Linked DNA regions of Homo sapiens: region 2 is linked to region 1. Evidence: chromatin loops called from intact Hi-C (ENCODE). Cell type or tissue: IMR-90. All regions are shown on one strand. Links, peaks and the distances in the headings refer to the core of each region. The heading gives the core; the rest is flanking DNA.

The links. Hi-C counts contacts between places; a loop is a spot of excess contacts. Peaks named below come from ENCODE experiments on the same cell type or tissue, not always from the same donor. Only the 100,000 strongest peaks of a DNase experiment are listed, where the experiment ranks them.
Region 2: a loop joins it to region 1, with 5 times the contacts of the local background. A loop is called at or near these places in 2 of 110 quality-filtered maps.

Annotation. Positions count from the first base shown.
Region 1 is chr20:41,694,485-41,702,269 of GRCh38, forward strand. No RefSeq gene overlaps it. Among named protein-coding and RNA genes, the nearest start is that of CHD6, 80 kb to the left of the region's middle. RefSeq lists a silencer at 4,726-5,020. In IMR-90, for the core only: a CTCF peak has its summit at 3,494 (motif pointing right); no DNase peak of the experiment used is centred there.
Region 2 is chr20:41,169,366-41,177,150 of GRCh38, forward strand. It overlaps PLCG1 (phospholipase C gamma 1), which reads left to right. Exons shown (of 32, transcript NM_002660.3): 23 at 92-161; 24 at 747-904; 25 at 2,828-2,924; 26 at 3,056-3,280; 27 at 3,364-3,512; 28 at 4,055-4,169; 29 at 4,287-4,448; 30 at 4,558-4,646; 31 at 4,759-4,946; 32 at 5,102-7,785. The coding sequence ends at 5,144. Among named protein-coding and RNA genes, the nearest start is that of MIR6871, 4.2 kb to the left of the region's middle. RefSeq lists an enhancer at 4,150-4,199. In IMR-90, for the core only: a CTCF peak has its summit at 3,954 (motif pointing right); a DNase peak (open chromatin) is centred at 3,896; H3K27ac peaks cover 1,579 bases.

The DNA of each region.
Region 1 (7,785 bases), core at 2,295-4,794:
TCCCTGCCTCCAGGCCATATTCTGCCTCAAGACCTATCCTGTTTACTTCGTGTAGCATTAGTTTCTTTTTCCCAGGTTTGCTGCTACTTACTTGGTTAAGCCATGATCATCTCGGCTGTACTCACAGTCTCATAAATCCGGTGTTTATTGAGTGTTAGCACCGTGCCAGGCAGTGTGTTGAGTGCTGGGACATGGTGTTGAACAGGGGCAGACACAACCTTACCTTCATGGTGTTTACAGCCTAATGGGGAAGACAGTTACTGATCACATAATACAAATAAGAATAAAATGTCAAATTGCGATAAATAGAACACCCCCACCCCCAGGATGCTACAAGAGAGAATAATGGAGGAAAATTGATACATTAGATTGATTAGGGAAAGAAAGAAATGTTTGGTCTGAAATGCTTGAAGAAGGCTGAGAAGAAGGAAGCTGTGTAACAGCCAAGAGAAGAGTAGTCCAGGCAGAGGGATCAGCAAGTGCAAAGGCTCTGAGCGGGGAAGAGCTTGGTGTTTTGCAATTCAAGGAACTCAGAGAAGTCCCTTGTGATTGGAACACAGTGAAGTAGGGGAGAGTGGAACAAATTGAGACTGGCTTTCCTTTTACCAGTCTTGCCTCTTCTTTTCTTTTCTTTTTTTTGAGACAGAGTTTCACTCTTGTTGCCCAGGCTGGAGTGTAGTGGCACAATCTTGGCTCACCGCAACCTCCACCTCCCAGGTTCAAGCGATTCTCCTGCCTCAGCCTCATGAGTAGCTGGGATTATAGGCATGCGCCACCACGTCCGGCTAATTTTGTATTTTTAGTAGAGACGGGGTTTCTCCATGTTGGTCAGGCTGGTCTCAAACTCTTGACCTCAGGTGATCCACCCGCCGGGCCTCCCAAAGTGCTGGGATTACAGGTGTGAGCCACTGCACCCAGCCTAGTCTTGCCTCTTCTAAACCATATCCACACTGGCAGTATAGGAATATTTTCAGTACTCAAATATGATGACTTGACTTTCCTTTAGAGGCTTTGTGTCCCCTACAAGTTTTAGCTCAAACTCCTCAGCACAGTGCTCAGAGACCTTCGTAATTGGATTTACCTCACTTTCCAGTCTTCCTTTTTTGCAAGTTCTGTTATCTCTGCTTGGCATGCCCTCTCCTATGTGCTTGCTGATCAGGCAAACTTCTATTCACACTTTGTCTTGGCTGAAATATCATCACCTCTGTGCTCTCCTTGTGCACTCTCAATTCACTTCTTGTCCCCCTGCTGTGTAACTACTGGTTTGCCTACCAGTCTTTCCCAAGAGACAGTGAGCTCCTCCTCTTGGGGATGTGTTTTCTATCTTTGTATGATGCAGAACACAAGGCCTGGCAGTTGCTCTTTTCTTTCTTTCTTTTCTTTTTTTTTTTTTTTGAGACGGATTCTTGCTCTGTCGCCCAGGCTGGAGTCCAGTGCAATGTCGGCTCACTGCAACCTCCGCCTCCCGGGTTCAAGTGATTCTCCTGCCTCAGCCTCCCAAGTAGCTGGATTACAGGCATGCGCTACCACGCCCAGCTAATTTTTTGTATTTAGTAGAGATGGGGTTTCACCATGTTGGTCAGGCTGGTCTCAAACTCCTGAACTCAGGTGACCCAAAGTGCTGGGATTACAGATGTGAGCCACCACACCTGGCCATTGCTGTTTTCATAACAAATATTCATTAAGAGAATGAGTGGAACAGCTAGCCATGACTAGCCTCCACTTGTCACCTGATGAGAAGGTGACATGTGGTTCTTATCCTTGGCAGAGTGGAAATTAGCATCCAAAAGGACGCAAGAAGAGATGAGTAAAAAATCTACACTTACCCATGAGCCAGATACTGTCTCATCCACTGTCTCATTTAATCTTTGTGACAATCATAGTTCTCAGTTTTTGCTGCTAAGAAAACTGGTGCCCAAAGGCTCTGCCTAAAGATTACCCAACTAGTAATGGAGAACCTCGGTAGGAAATTGGGTCTTTCTGATCTCAAAGGTTGAGCCCCTCAATATTCCTTCTGTTCTTTTTGCCCCATCTGGCACCCGTTACTAGCACAGAAGCCCGGAAAGTTTAAGAAACAACTTCTGTCTCTGGTGTGTCATTTGTACCTCTGAGGACATCAACTTGGAACAGCCATTGTACCAGAGTTCTGTCTTTTCCAGGAATCAGTGACTCATATCAGTCTCTGCTGATATCAGCTGCTGAAGGGCTTAGGAGAACTGGTAGGACTCAGAGGAGCAGAAAATCCAGGAAAGGGCACTCTTGGCCAGTGCTGTTTAATAGAACTCTTTCAGATGAGTAAAATGTTCCATATTTGTGCTTTCCAGTATGGGAATGTCTCAAGTTCCTTTTTAGACAGTATCTCCAGCCCCCTCATTGGTTCCTGACTTCAGGCTGTTTCCAAGACATTCAACTTGAGACTACAGATCCCTGGGCTAGGTCTTCAAGGGCCCTCCAGATCCAAGCTATGCCTCAGTTTTAGCTGAAGTTGTGTCCAAGAACACAGGTCAGGGTACAGGGAGATGGGATACGTATAGCTCCAGACATGGCCAGTGCATTGTTGATATTGCCACCCCAGCAAACTGCCTAGAACTTGGCCCAGAGCAGATGCTAGGTTAACATGGTAGATGAGTGAATTTACTTTCTCTTCCCCAGATTGGGGCTCCCTCACCTACTGCCATTGGCTTCTGGAATCCTTCTCTATCATTGTGAACTGATGACTTGCCACATGGTGAAGATTAACGAAGCCAGTGCTTTGAACCACCACCCTGACATTTTGGGGGTAGGTCAGGGGGGTAGCTACAAAACCAGCTAGTAATAATTCATTGAAAATATGCTGGATCCAGCATTTTTATGTAATGACCTCATTTTTCTTGTGAAACCCTGTGTGCAAAATGAAAGCCCAAATGAGCATCTGCTATATACAGTTAGGAGTAGGGTGGTGCTGGGGAAAGAGGACTGATCTAGGAGTTACCCTGGACCTGGGGCTCATAGGCTGTATGACCTTGAACAAGATGCTCAATGCTTCTGTGCCCCAGTTTTCTCTCAAGTAAAATAAAAACATTGGACTCTAAGCTTCTTTCTACAGTTAATGTGAATGTTTAAAAAATGGCTGGTCACATCTGTGATCAACCTACATTAAGCACCTTTCAAGTGATTACTTGCTTCAATTAGGTCCATTTTCATTGTTTACTTTTACTAACAGTTTTTTTTCTTAACCCTTCCACTTCCAGTGCCTTCCTCATTCTTCACTATTTTTTGATTGTTTCTTCAGATTCTGATAAATCATCTTCATTTCCAGCCATTGAATCACCTGCTCCTTGGCCCTGCCTAGAGGCTCTTTAATCCTCAGCAGTTTCAATTTCCTGACAAAGCACACAGAGGGGGCCCGGTCTCCCTCCTCTTCCCTTGCCCACTACTCACCACTCTCCCATCTAAAACACATCTGAAAAATCAGGGAGGTTTCTATTCTGGCAGTTGTCTCTCTCACCACTAGATGGCACATGCAGGTCATCAGTCTTTTGGGCAAAAACTAATTTTATTGTGTATTTAAACTCCATCTCAATCCACAAAAGCTTTGAGGGGAATTACAAAAGTACAAAATATACAAAAGGATAAGACAAAAAGTTGAGGTAGCTGGAGAAAATAGAAAACAAGTGGAAGAAATAACTCCAGGATGACATTAGCTCAAAAAGATCAACACCAGCAAAGGCTTACACATTTGGCTCCGAGCTTCCAAATGGCCAAAGTAAAGAGGGAAATGTGAGTGGTAATAAAATTCTAGATTTTATGTGAGAAAAACAAATATTTGGGAGAAGCTCAACTTTTCCTGACCCTGAGACCAAAGAGATATTTTTCCCGTGGGTCAGCTGACTGAACAGTGATGCAATACAGCGGTGACTTAATTGGAGCTGTTTCTTATAATGTCCTTTTATGCAGGCCTATGGCATGACGCTCAAGTATAATTGAGGAAAAGCAGTTCTACTGGGCTTAAAACATGAGTTTCCAGGACAGAGTAAATTCACTGTTTGTTGTGGGCCTCCGTAGTTTGAAACAGTGAAATCTGCACACCTCCCTGTTCCAGAGTTTAGGTGGAGTTTGGGGGAGAGGGGGTTCTTCTTGGAGACTGTGGTAAGCAGTTTCTAAGAGGGCCACCAATGATCCTGCCTCCTGGTTTTCAAACCCTATCTGGTCCCCTCCCATGTAGCAGCAGTAATGGTCTGTGTCACCAGCAGAATGCAGGAGAAGCAGGGCCGGGCATAGTGGCTTATGCCTATAATCCCAGCACTTTGGGAGGCCGAGGCAGGAGGATTGCTTGAGCCCAGGAATTAGAGACCAGCCTGGACAACAAAATGAGACCTCGTCTCTACAAAAAATACAAAAACTAGCCAGGCATGGTGGTGTGAGTCTGTAGTCCCAGATACTACGGAGGCTGAGGCGGGATAATTGCTTAAGCCCAGGAGGTTGAGGCTGCAGTGAGCTGTGTTCATGCCATTGCACTCCAGCCTGGGTGACAGAGCAAGACCCTGTCTCGAACAAACAAACAAAAACAAAAACACCCCACCAAAAACAGAATACAGGAGAAATTATGGTATGTCACTTCTCAGATCAGGTTAAAATACATCATAGCTTCTCTCTTGGTCTCTCTGTCTCTGGTTTTGTCTCTCTCTTTCTGTCATGCTAGGGAAAGCCAGGTGCCATGTCATTAGGAGTCTTGAGAGACCCATGTAGTAGAGAACTGAGCCTACTGTCAACAGCCAGTGTCACCTTATTAGTCATGTCAGAGTACCACCTTGGGAGCAGATCCTCCAGCCTCAGTCGAGTCTTCAGAGACTAAATCCCTGGCTAACACCTTAATGGCAAGAAACCTCATGAGAGACCATGAGCCAGGCCATTCAGCTAAGTCACACCTTGGCTCTATGAGATAATAAATGCTTGTTATTTTAAGCTGTTAAGTTTTGGTATAATTTGTTAAGCAACAATAGATGACTAATACAAAGGCCAATAGAAATCCAAGGTTGCATCAAGGATAATTTTACATGGGTAAGTCTACTTGGTTTCAGAGACCAAGAGAATATTTCAGAAGCAACTCAAGTGGGCATTATTTTTAACTTTTAGTTTAATTTAATTTAATTTTTTAAAAGACAAGTCAAATTTCACAGTGGGGCGTTGCATAGCAATCTTAGTGACACTAATGTTAATAAATTTGGATGACGTACTACCCTTGGACCAGCCCATGGGGGCTTCAAGTCTGATAGATATGGGCTCATATTCAGTCTGTGAATGTAGAAAGACAGAGGTAGAGGGATCCATGTAAAATGTCTGCAAAGGAGATTTCTCTGAAGAAGGACTGTGGGGGCAAGGACTTCAACTTCCTTATTCATGGTGACATCATCGGTGCCTAGCACAGAACCTGGCACGTGGTAGGCTTTCTACAAATCTTTCTTTTCTTTTTCTTTCTTTTTTTTTTTTTTTTGAGACACAGTTTTGCTCTGTTGCCCAGGCTGGAGTGCAATCTTGGCTCACTGCAACCTCTGCCTCCTGGATTCAAGTGATTCTCCTGACTCAGCCTCCTGAGTAGCTGGGACTACAGGCACACGCCACCACGCCTGGATAATTTTTGTATCTTTAGTAGAGACAGGGTTTCACCATGTTGGCCAGGATGGTCTTGATCTCCTGATCTCATGATCCACCCGCCTTGGCCTCCCAAAGTGCTGGGATTACAGGCATGAGCCACCCCGCCCGGCCTACAAATATTTCTTTGATGAATCTATGAGTGGTGAGCTACAACCTTGAGTGAGCTATTCATGTATCTGGGTAACCATCATTTATTAAGCTCCTACCATGTGCCATGTACACGATGTTGGTTAAGTCCCAGGGAACTTTTGTGTCATATACAGATTCAAATCCACTTTGTGCCCCCCACTGCACCTTCTCTCACCCTGTGTTTTCTCCTTGAAACTCTTTATTATTATTACTATTTTTTCTTTTTTTTTTTGAGACGGAGTCTCACTCTGTTGCCCAGGCTGGAGTGCAGTGGTGTGATATCGGCTCACTGCAAGCTCCGCCTCCTGGGCTCACGCCGTTCTCCTGCCTCAGCCTCCCAGGTAGCTGGGACTACAGGCGCCCGCCACCATGCCTGGCTAATTTTTTGTATTTTTTAGTAGAGATGGGGTTTCACCATGGTCTCGATCTCCTGACCTCGTGATCCGCCCGCCTCAGCCTCCCAATTTTTTCTTTTTTTTTGAGACAGAGGCTGGCTCTCTCACCCAGGCTGGAGTACAATGGCGCGATCTCAGCTCACTGCAACCTATACTTCCTGGGTTCAAGTGATTCTCCTGCCTCAGCCTCCTGAGTAGCTTGGATTACAGGCACCCGCCATCATGCCAGGCCAATTTTTGTATTTTAGTGGAGACGAGGTTTCACCATGTTGGCCAGGCTGGTTTTGAATTCCTCCTGACCTCAGGTGATCCACCCGCCTTGGCCTCCCAAAGTGCTGGGATTACAGGTGTAAGCACCCAGCCGAAACTCTTTATTACTTGTGTAGAGATTGTGCTTTTGCTTCCACACTGAACGGTTCTCATGGAAATAGTGTTCTTAATCACCATCACAAGTAATCTGGTCGCTGTTTTTCCAGTATGAGAACTAGAGTTGCTCAGGACATTGGGTTTATTTTGTGCAATTTTGTCTTGGGGCCTGTGCTACTGCTTTTTTTCCTCTTTGTTTTTGTTGAAAAGCGACTTGAAATGATTGGTGAACTAATACCAGTTCAATTGTACTGTGATGACAATTTTTTTTTTTTGAGACATAGTCTCTCTCTGTCACCCAGGCTGGAGTACAGTGGCACGATCTCAGCTCACTGCAACCTCCACCTCCCAGGCTCAAGTGATCCTCCCCGCTCAGCCTCCCAAGTAGCTGGGACTGCAGGTTCATGCCATCACACCCAGCTATTTTTTGTATTTTTTGTAGAGATGGGGTCTCCCCCTGTTGCCCAGACTAGTCTTGAACTCCTGGCTTCAAGCGATCCTCCTGCTTTGGCCTTGATTACAGGCATATGACAACTACCTGAATCTATATTCCCCTCTTCACACTGACTTTGGTGCTGTGGTTAACCAAATGTTACCGTAATGGAGATACTTTGGGTGTGAAGGAGAATCAAACAGAATGATTTGCCTCAGACCTTGTGTCCTCCCTTTCAGTAAAACATTCCTTTCTCCATGGTTGGCCCTGCACTACTTCCTTCTTCTCCCTCCGCATAGCTATTATTTATTGCCTACTCCATTCCCATCACCAAGTTCCACAAGTGTTATGTGCATTACTAAATCTGGGCGGGGAACTGTGAATTGCCTTGCCATTTTTGTTAGTCAGCTACTTTGAGAGATGGACACCAAGATGGGATGAAACATGCAGTTGTTTTACAAGGGGAAATGCTTGTGTGAAAGGAAGGAGGGAGGGAGCTAGAGAAGGCCAGGAGAGCCACCAGCCCCAAGAAAAGGAGAGAGGGAGAGAAGCCTGGGTTGTTGGCATTCTGAAGGAAGGAGCATTCTAACAAAGGTTCTGCAAAACCCTCAGGGAGTCCTTGAGCCAAAGTCAGCTAGCAAAGGAGTCTCTTGTCTGTTAGGACTGGGTCTGACTCTGTACTCAGCACTCCGTCATTGGTGGGGTGCATCTCCAGGGGAGGCGTGGCCAATGGATTTTAAAGCACAGCAGCTGGTGCCCTCAGCTCCCTGCAGTGAGAAGTTTGCAGAGGCACATTCTTGTGACTGAGACACCAATTTTTTTTTTTTT
Region 2 (7,785 bases), core at 2,948-5,447, 520 kb before region 1:
CACAAGATGTATTTGTCCCATGCACACGGATATCCCCTCACACACATATGCAGTAGCCATGCTGACCATTGGTGGGCTTTGCTTCCCACAGCACTTGGACGAGAACAGCCCCCTAGGGGACTTGCTGCGGGGGGTCTTGGATGTGCCGGCTTGTCAGATTGGTGAGCTCCCATCTGTTTCTCTTGCCCACTGTTCCCTAGGGTGAGATTCTTCTTTGTATCTCTTTCCTGCTCCTAGGGAGGAAGCTGATGGCTGAACCCCAAAGTCTGCCCTCACTCCAAGCTCTCCCCATGCTCTGGACATCCCCTTGACACCCTGGGCTCCCTTTGTCACTGTCAGCTTTGACCCCTGCATGTTTACCTATGCCAGGCACTGGGGAACCCGTCAGAATCAGCAGAACAAAGTTGATGCTGCTGGTTGGCTGACATCCCCAGGCCTAATGGGTTGTACCACAGGGATGTGACAGAGGCTTGGAGATGGGGTGGAGAGGGAGACACGGCCTGAGGAAGAAGCATGAGTCAGAGCTGAGTTGGAACACTGGCTCCACCACAACCAGCAGTGACTTGTTTGAGTTGTAGCGTCGTCATCTGTCAAATGGGCCAGCAGAGTAGTCCTTCCCCTCATGGGGTGTGGGAAGGAGGAAATGGGATGAGATAGAACTCATTTGAGCCAGTGCCTGCGGTGTGGAGTGGGGTGGAGGGGGTGAGATGTCTATTCCCAGCTGTTATCTGCTCTCGCCCTCCCAGCCATCCGTCCTGAGGGCAAGAACAACCGGCTCTTCGTCTTCTCCATCAGCATGGCGTCGGTGGCCCACTGGTCCCTGGATGTTGCTGCCGACTCACAGGAGGAGCTGCAGGACTGGGTGAAAAAGATCCGTGAAGTGGCCCAGACAGCAGACGCCAGGGTGAGATTCTGCTGGAACCTTCTGGGGGGCAGTGTGTGGGCCCGTCAGGCAGCTGAGGCCTCCAGCTCCCAGCACAGGCCCCCTCAGAGCAGTGGGGCAGCCGATGGCCTATGCTAGATAGGCCACAGCCCCTGCCTTAGCTAGGGATTGAGAAGAAACAGACACATAAGATGCAATGTGGTGTGTTTAGGTTGTGTTGAGTTTGAGATACTGATGGGTCGTTGAAGTGGGTCTGCTTAGTGGGCAATTGGATACACAAGACCAGAGGTAAGAGGAGAAGTCCTGGGCTGGAAGCAGGAGTGGAGTGGGGGCTGAGGCATAGAAGGGATGAGGTGGTGTCGCATAGGAAGAGAACTTGGGATGGATTGAGAAGCTCCATATGAGAAGGCATGGGCGAGGAAAGGAGCCCAGGAAAGGCAGGTCAGACAGACTGCAGGCCACTGGTGAGGGAGAGGGTCTGCTGTGTTGAGAGCTACAGAGGTAAAGACAGGAACGATAAGAACTTGCAAGTGCCCTTTGGATTCAGCAGCAGCTAATAGCCCTTGTGAGACTTTTGAGCTGCATCAGCAGCATGGCTGGCATTAGATGGCAGTGGGCAGCAGGGAGTCTGGAATGGCAAAAGCAGAGCCTTTGTAGGGCCTGTCCTTGAGGGAGAGAACAGGTGACTGGGGTTTGAGCAGGCTCTCATGCAGATGGCTGAAAGGAGCGAGCAGCGTGTGGGAGGAGATGGAGCCCAAGCTTAGCTGGTAGGACCAGCCTTCTGGAGAAGGTGGCCTCTTCCCCTGAGCCTGGGGGAACAGAGAAGTATTCTCAAGGGTTAGGGAATTCCTACTTGGTGGCCCTTTCACCAAGTGCATTTGGTAGATGGGTCTGTAGCTGCTTTGGAGAGGGCACCCGCAAGCCAAATAGAGAAGGGATAGGGTGCTTGCCAGGCTGTCCCCTAGAAGGAAAAGGTGCTGGCATACCAGGTGGTTGAAGGACTGGATCTGGGGGTCTAGGCTGAAAAGGGAAGAGTCTGAATGTAAGAGCCACTGAGGCCGGGCGTGGTGGCTCACGCCTGTAATCCCAGCACTTTGGGAGGCCGAGATGGGCAGATCACTTGAGGTCAGGACTTCGAGACCAGCCTGGCCAATATGGTGAAACCCTGTCTCTACTGAAAATACAAAAATTAGCCGGGCATGTTGGCCGGCACCTGTAATCCCAGCTACTCGGGAGGCTGAGGCAGGAGAATCGCTTGAACCCGTGAGGTGGAGATTGCAGTGAGCCGAGATCACGCCACTGAACTCCAGCCTGGGCGACAGAGCAAGACTCTGTCTCAAAAAAAAAAAAAAAAAAAAAAAGCCACTGAAAGAAAGTCCTCCAGGAGAGGATGGGTTGGGGTGCTTGTAAGTGGGCTTCTGTAGAGATTTGGCATGGAGATTTGCCATGAAGAGTGGGTGGTTATATTTGAGTTGGGGGCGCTGAGGCAGTGAGGATCATCCTTAGGACACAGATGGAAACCAAGCCAGGGGCCTGTATCCCCAGTGCAGTCACAGGTAACACAGAAGAATCATTTTTACCCCAGCATGAGGCTGGGTAATAAATGGTCAGAAAGTGTCATTTGGGAGTGTGGCCAATTCCAGGATCCCTGGAAGGTCACTGGGAACATGGGTGGTGATGAGGAGTCTGTATCCCCCACCCCCCCTAAGAGGGTTGGAGGGCAAATGTGTCCTCTGGGACAGAAAAGAGGAAAGATGATTTCAGGATGAGGCTGAGGACAGAGCTCCCTCATTTACTGTTGGGTGTGGTGTCTGGAAGGTACAGGGGAAGGTGGGAGAGGGGCCCAGAGCACCTGCAGTGTGGGCATGCCCAAGGTTGGCAGGGGCTTCCTTCTCCTGGGCAGGGCTGTAGCCTGGGGCTACAGGGCCTTGTGTGTGTCACCAGCTCACTGAAGGGAAGATAATGGAACGGAGGAAGAAGATTGCCCTGGAGCTCTCTGAACTTGTCGTCTACTGCCGGCCTGTTCCCTTTGATGAAGAGAGTAAGGGCCAGGGCCCAGGCGGGGTGTGCATGTGCCTGGAGGGCCTGGTGGGTGCAAAAAGAGTATTTAGGTATCCCCCCAACACTTCCTGGGTGGGCGGGCTCTGTAAGTGTTTTCCCTGTTTGGCCCAGAGATTGGCACAGAACGTGCTTGCTACCGGGACATGTCATCCTTCCCGGAAACCAAGGCTGAGAAATACGTGAACAAGGCCAAAGGCAAGAAGTTCCTTCAGTACAATCGACTGCAGCTCTCCCGCATCTACCCCAAGGGCCAGCGACTGGATTCCTCCAACTACGATCCTTTGCCCATGTGGATCTGTGGCAGTCAGCTTGTGGCCCTCAACTTCCAGACCCCTGGTGAGGAAGTCCCCTGTGAGGAGGGTGAGGAGGGGCACTGTGGGGCAGCTGGACTGGAATACACCATAATCTGCCTCTTCCAGACAAGCCTATGCAGATGAACCAGGCCCTCTTCATGACGGGCAGGCACTGTGGCTACGTGCTGCAGCCAAGCACCATGCGGGATGAGGCCTTCGACCCCTTTGACAAGAGCAGCCTCCGCGGGCTGGAGCCATGTGCCATCTCTATTGAGGTGGGTGCTGCTCATCTGGGCTTCAGGGTAGGAAAGGGGCTGCTTGCCGTTGGAGTCTGTTTATGTTGAGTTCTCCAAAAGTAGGTATTTTCAGGCATCAAGGTGGTCAGGGTGGGTGGGGCCTGAGCTGAGTCTTTGAAGGGGTGAAGATAGCATGCAGTCACTGTATGCATCTAGGACGTGCAGAGCCATGGTGTGACTTGTTCTGATGACTTGTTTTGTTCTGATGAGATCTTTTTTTTCCCTAAGGGGAGGTCATTTAAAAGATTTCTGTGTTAAAATAGTAATGGATTTAACATGAAGTAGATTGCAAAACTCACATGGAAATTTTGGCTAAAGCTCAGACTTCAGATAAACTACAGGCAGCAGCTGCTCTGGACAGCTTAGGGTCCCTGATGTCGTGAGGGACTCCATGGGCAGTGTCCCGGGGGCCCAGCAGAGGGCGCGCTGCCTCCACTCCACAGATGCTGACTGAGCCTCCGCAGTGGGGAATTGGAGGGAGCAGGAAGGACAATCCCAGGCCCTTCTTTGTCTGCCTACAGGTGCTGGGGGCCCGACATCTGCCAAAGAATGGCCGAGGCATTGTGTGTCCTTTTGTGGAGATTGAGGTGGCTGGAGCTGAGTATGACAGCACCAAGCAGAAGACAGAGTTTGTGGGTCAGTCTGTCTTCCCAGTCATCCTCCTCATCCTGCTGGGGCACTGCAAGCCTCTCCCCACCAGTCATCCCATCCTCTCCCACGGTGACCTGAAGCCTTTTGTCGTTGCCTTCACAGTGGACAATGGACTCAACCCTGTATGGCCAGCCAAGCCCTTCCACTTCCAGATCAGTAACCCTGAATTTGCCTTTCTGCGCTTCGTGGTGTATGAGGAAGACATGTTTAGTGACCAGAATTTCCTGGCTCAGGCTACTTTCCCAGTAAAAGGCCTGAAGACAGGTGAGGACCATTCCTGGAGGCAGTGCCCCTGCAATCTTGCTGGCAGGGTGGGGCTGGGCCCCTTGCTCTGTCCCTCGTGGGCTGAGGGCCAGGCTTTTCCTCCTCCTAGGATACAGAGCAGTGCCTTTGAAGAACAACTACAGTGAGGACCTGGAGTTGGCCTCCCTGCTGATCAAGATTGACATTTTCCCTGCCAAGGTATCTGCAGCAGGGGTGGGCTGGCCTGGGGTAGGTGGGAGGAGAGCCAGGCAGCAGCCTCTAGAAGTGCAGAGGAGTCATTGACCCTCTTGTGCACCTGGCTTCGTTGAAGCAGGAGAATGGTGACCTCAGTCCCTTCAGTGGTACGTCCCTGCGGGAGCGGGGCTCAGATGCCTCAGGCCAGCTGTTTCATGGCCGAGCCCGGGAAGGCTCCTTTGAATCCCGCTACCAGCAGCCGTTTGAGGACTTCCGCATCTCCCAGGAGCATCTCGCAGACCATTTTGACAGTCGAGAACGAAGGTGAGGAAGATGGAGGGGTGCTAGAGCCAGGAAGGCAGTGGCTAGGTCCTCCTTCTTCAGTGTTTCTTTCTCCTGGGTAGAAAAGTTGTAATATTGTCTGGCATTGGGCTGCAAGGCCCTGCCTGCCAGTAAGGACACTCTTCCCTTCTGTCCAGGGCCCCAAGAAGGACTCGGGTCAATGGAGACAACCGCCTCTAGTTGTACCCCAGCCTCGTTGGAGAGCAGCAGGTGCTGTGCGCCTTGTAGAATGCCGCGAACTGGGTTCTTTGGAAGCAGCCCCCTGTGGCGGCCTTCCGGGTCTCGCAGCCTGAAGCCTGGATTCCAGCAGTGAATGCTAGACAGAAACCAAGCCATTAATGAGATGTTATTACTGTTTTGGGCCTCCATGCCCCAGCTCTGGATGAAGGCAAAAACTGTACTGTGTTTCGCATTAAGCACACACATCTGGCCCTGACTTCTGGAGATGGATCCTTCCATCTTGTGGGGCCAGGACCATGGCCGAAGCCCCTTGGAGAGAGAGGCTGCCTCAGCCAGTGGCACAGGAGACTCCAAGGAGCTACTGACATTCCTAAGAGTGGAGGAGGAGGAGGAGCCTTGCTGGGCCAGGGAAACAAAGTTTACATTGTCCTGTAGCTTTAAAACCACAGCTGGGCAGGGTGAGAAGCTAGATGCCCCTGCAGTTTGGCCCTGGAGCCAGGGCAGAGGAATGTAGGGCCTGCATGGAGAAGGGTTCTGCCCTGCCTGAGGAGGAGGACACAGCACAAGGGCACATTGCCCATGGCTGGGAACATGACCCAGCCTGAAAGATACAGGGGATCATGTTAAAAATAGCAGTATTATTTTTCGTCTCAATGGTATTGTAACTAAGTTATTTACTCCTCCTGCTCCTCACCCCTGTAGGGAAACCTTGGAGAGGAGAGTGGCAGGTGGGCTGCCTGCTGTGTTAAGAGGACTTAGTTTGTGATGTAAGGCACTGTCAGGAATGGGGGGCGGGCCAGGGTGGGAAGAGAAGAAATAGCAGAGCCTATTTTGGTGAGGTTTTTTGTTTTTAAGTCAAAGAAGACTCAGTATGCTTTCCCTGAGGAATGAAAAAGGGATTGAGGAGTTGCCTGACTCCTGGGTGGGTGGGGTACAGGCAGTTAGGTGCTGAATGAAGCTGCCATCCTTGCTGCAGCTTCTAACTGGTAAAAAGATCCAGGGATGGAGATGGGAAGGTTAGAAAGGCAGCCCTCACCTCTGAGGACAGAGGCCGGGGTCCAGGCCCGTGGGCGCAAAGGTGCCTCATAGCATAGCCAGCATTCAGCACACACAAACCTACTGCCCACATTTGGGCTCAGGGTTGGCCATTTGCTAGTTCTGCTGCCCTCTTAAGATCTGACTGCCAAATAAATCATCCTCATGTCCTTTTTCCTTTGACTTGTATGCTCTTTCGGGGGCTCAGGAAAGCCTGTTGCATGGGACATGCTCACTAGAAACAGTCGCCAGATGATTATTCTGCAGTAGAAGCAGGTAGGAAATTTCTGGAAATTTCTCAGGTTAAGCAGCAAGAGCTGTAACCCCTCCTCTGGGCTAACAGGAGTTGTGGGTCCACTCTCTCCTGCCCACCCTCTGAGGGTGTGTCTGAGCAGAGTACATCCTGCCTGGGTTCTTTGTGGCCAGCCAGTTTTGGTGGTGAGCTGGAAACAACCAGAGCCCCTTTCCAGTTCCACAGAAACCTCTCCTTTCAAAAATGTTGCATTCAGTTCGTTAACACTGCCAGGTGCCATTCTGATTGCCTCTAGGACTTGGCAGCTGAAATCTCTGGGCCCTTTCAACACAGTTGAAAGGCCCTTCTCTTCCTGAAGCTCTGTTTCCATAGTTGGCTGTGCTGGGATGGAACAAAAATGACGCCACACAAAAAATTTAAGATAGATCCGGTTCCGTGGATGACATGAACTGATGATAGCCAGTATCAAACAGCGATAGTGCTCAGGTTCTTGTGTGACTTTCTTTTACAGCTTCACAGTCCCAGTTCATAGAGAGGAGGGTGGCTTTTTCCCATACACAAGAAGGTGGTGGGTGGGAATTCACCTGGGCCCTCATGATCCATGTTTCCTCTCTAGGTTTTTATGGCCTGGAGAGAAAGGTTTCCTATCAGAGAAGGAAGAGGACTGTGTAGGCCCTTCTGTTAGGGCCCATCCACGTTGGTTAGGACGTCCTTGGCGTGTTTGTTAGTGTTGACCCTTTTAGTTTTCATCAATACGTATCTCTATTTGCTGAACAAGTGTCTTTCTGGAACACAACCTGGGGAACAGACAGCTCTGCCTTTCTTAAGGCAGCTTTGTAGACCTGAGGCTCACCTCTCTTGGGCTCTGTAAGACATTGCCTTTGCCTCACTGCAAATGTTTTGATTGTTCTTCCTAGTGGAAAACGTGCCAACTCTCAAGCAAATTTAAAGATCATTTTCACTTCAAGATTCCTCCAGACCTGACAAATGTTGATTGACCCAGAAGGCAGAGTGTTTGTTGGTGGGGAAGACCCTTACTTGGGGCCGAATGCTTTGGCATCAGGAGTTGTTTGCCCCATCCCATGCATGCAGGCCGTGTCCCTACAGTGCGACAGCTCAGGGTTATGACCTGTGGAGTCTCAACCCTAACAGCACATTAGCACCACTTGGGGAGCTTCTGAAAAATACTGGTACCCGGGGCCTTAGCATAGGTATTGTTCAAAACCTCTCAAGGTGATTTAAATGAGTAACAAGGGTTGAAAAACCCTGATTTTGGCAGCACAAACCAAAAGAGCAGGCAGGGCCGGGAGAGGGAAGTCAGTGGTACCAGAAGGTAGATGGGCTCCCTTGCAG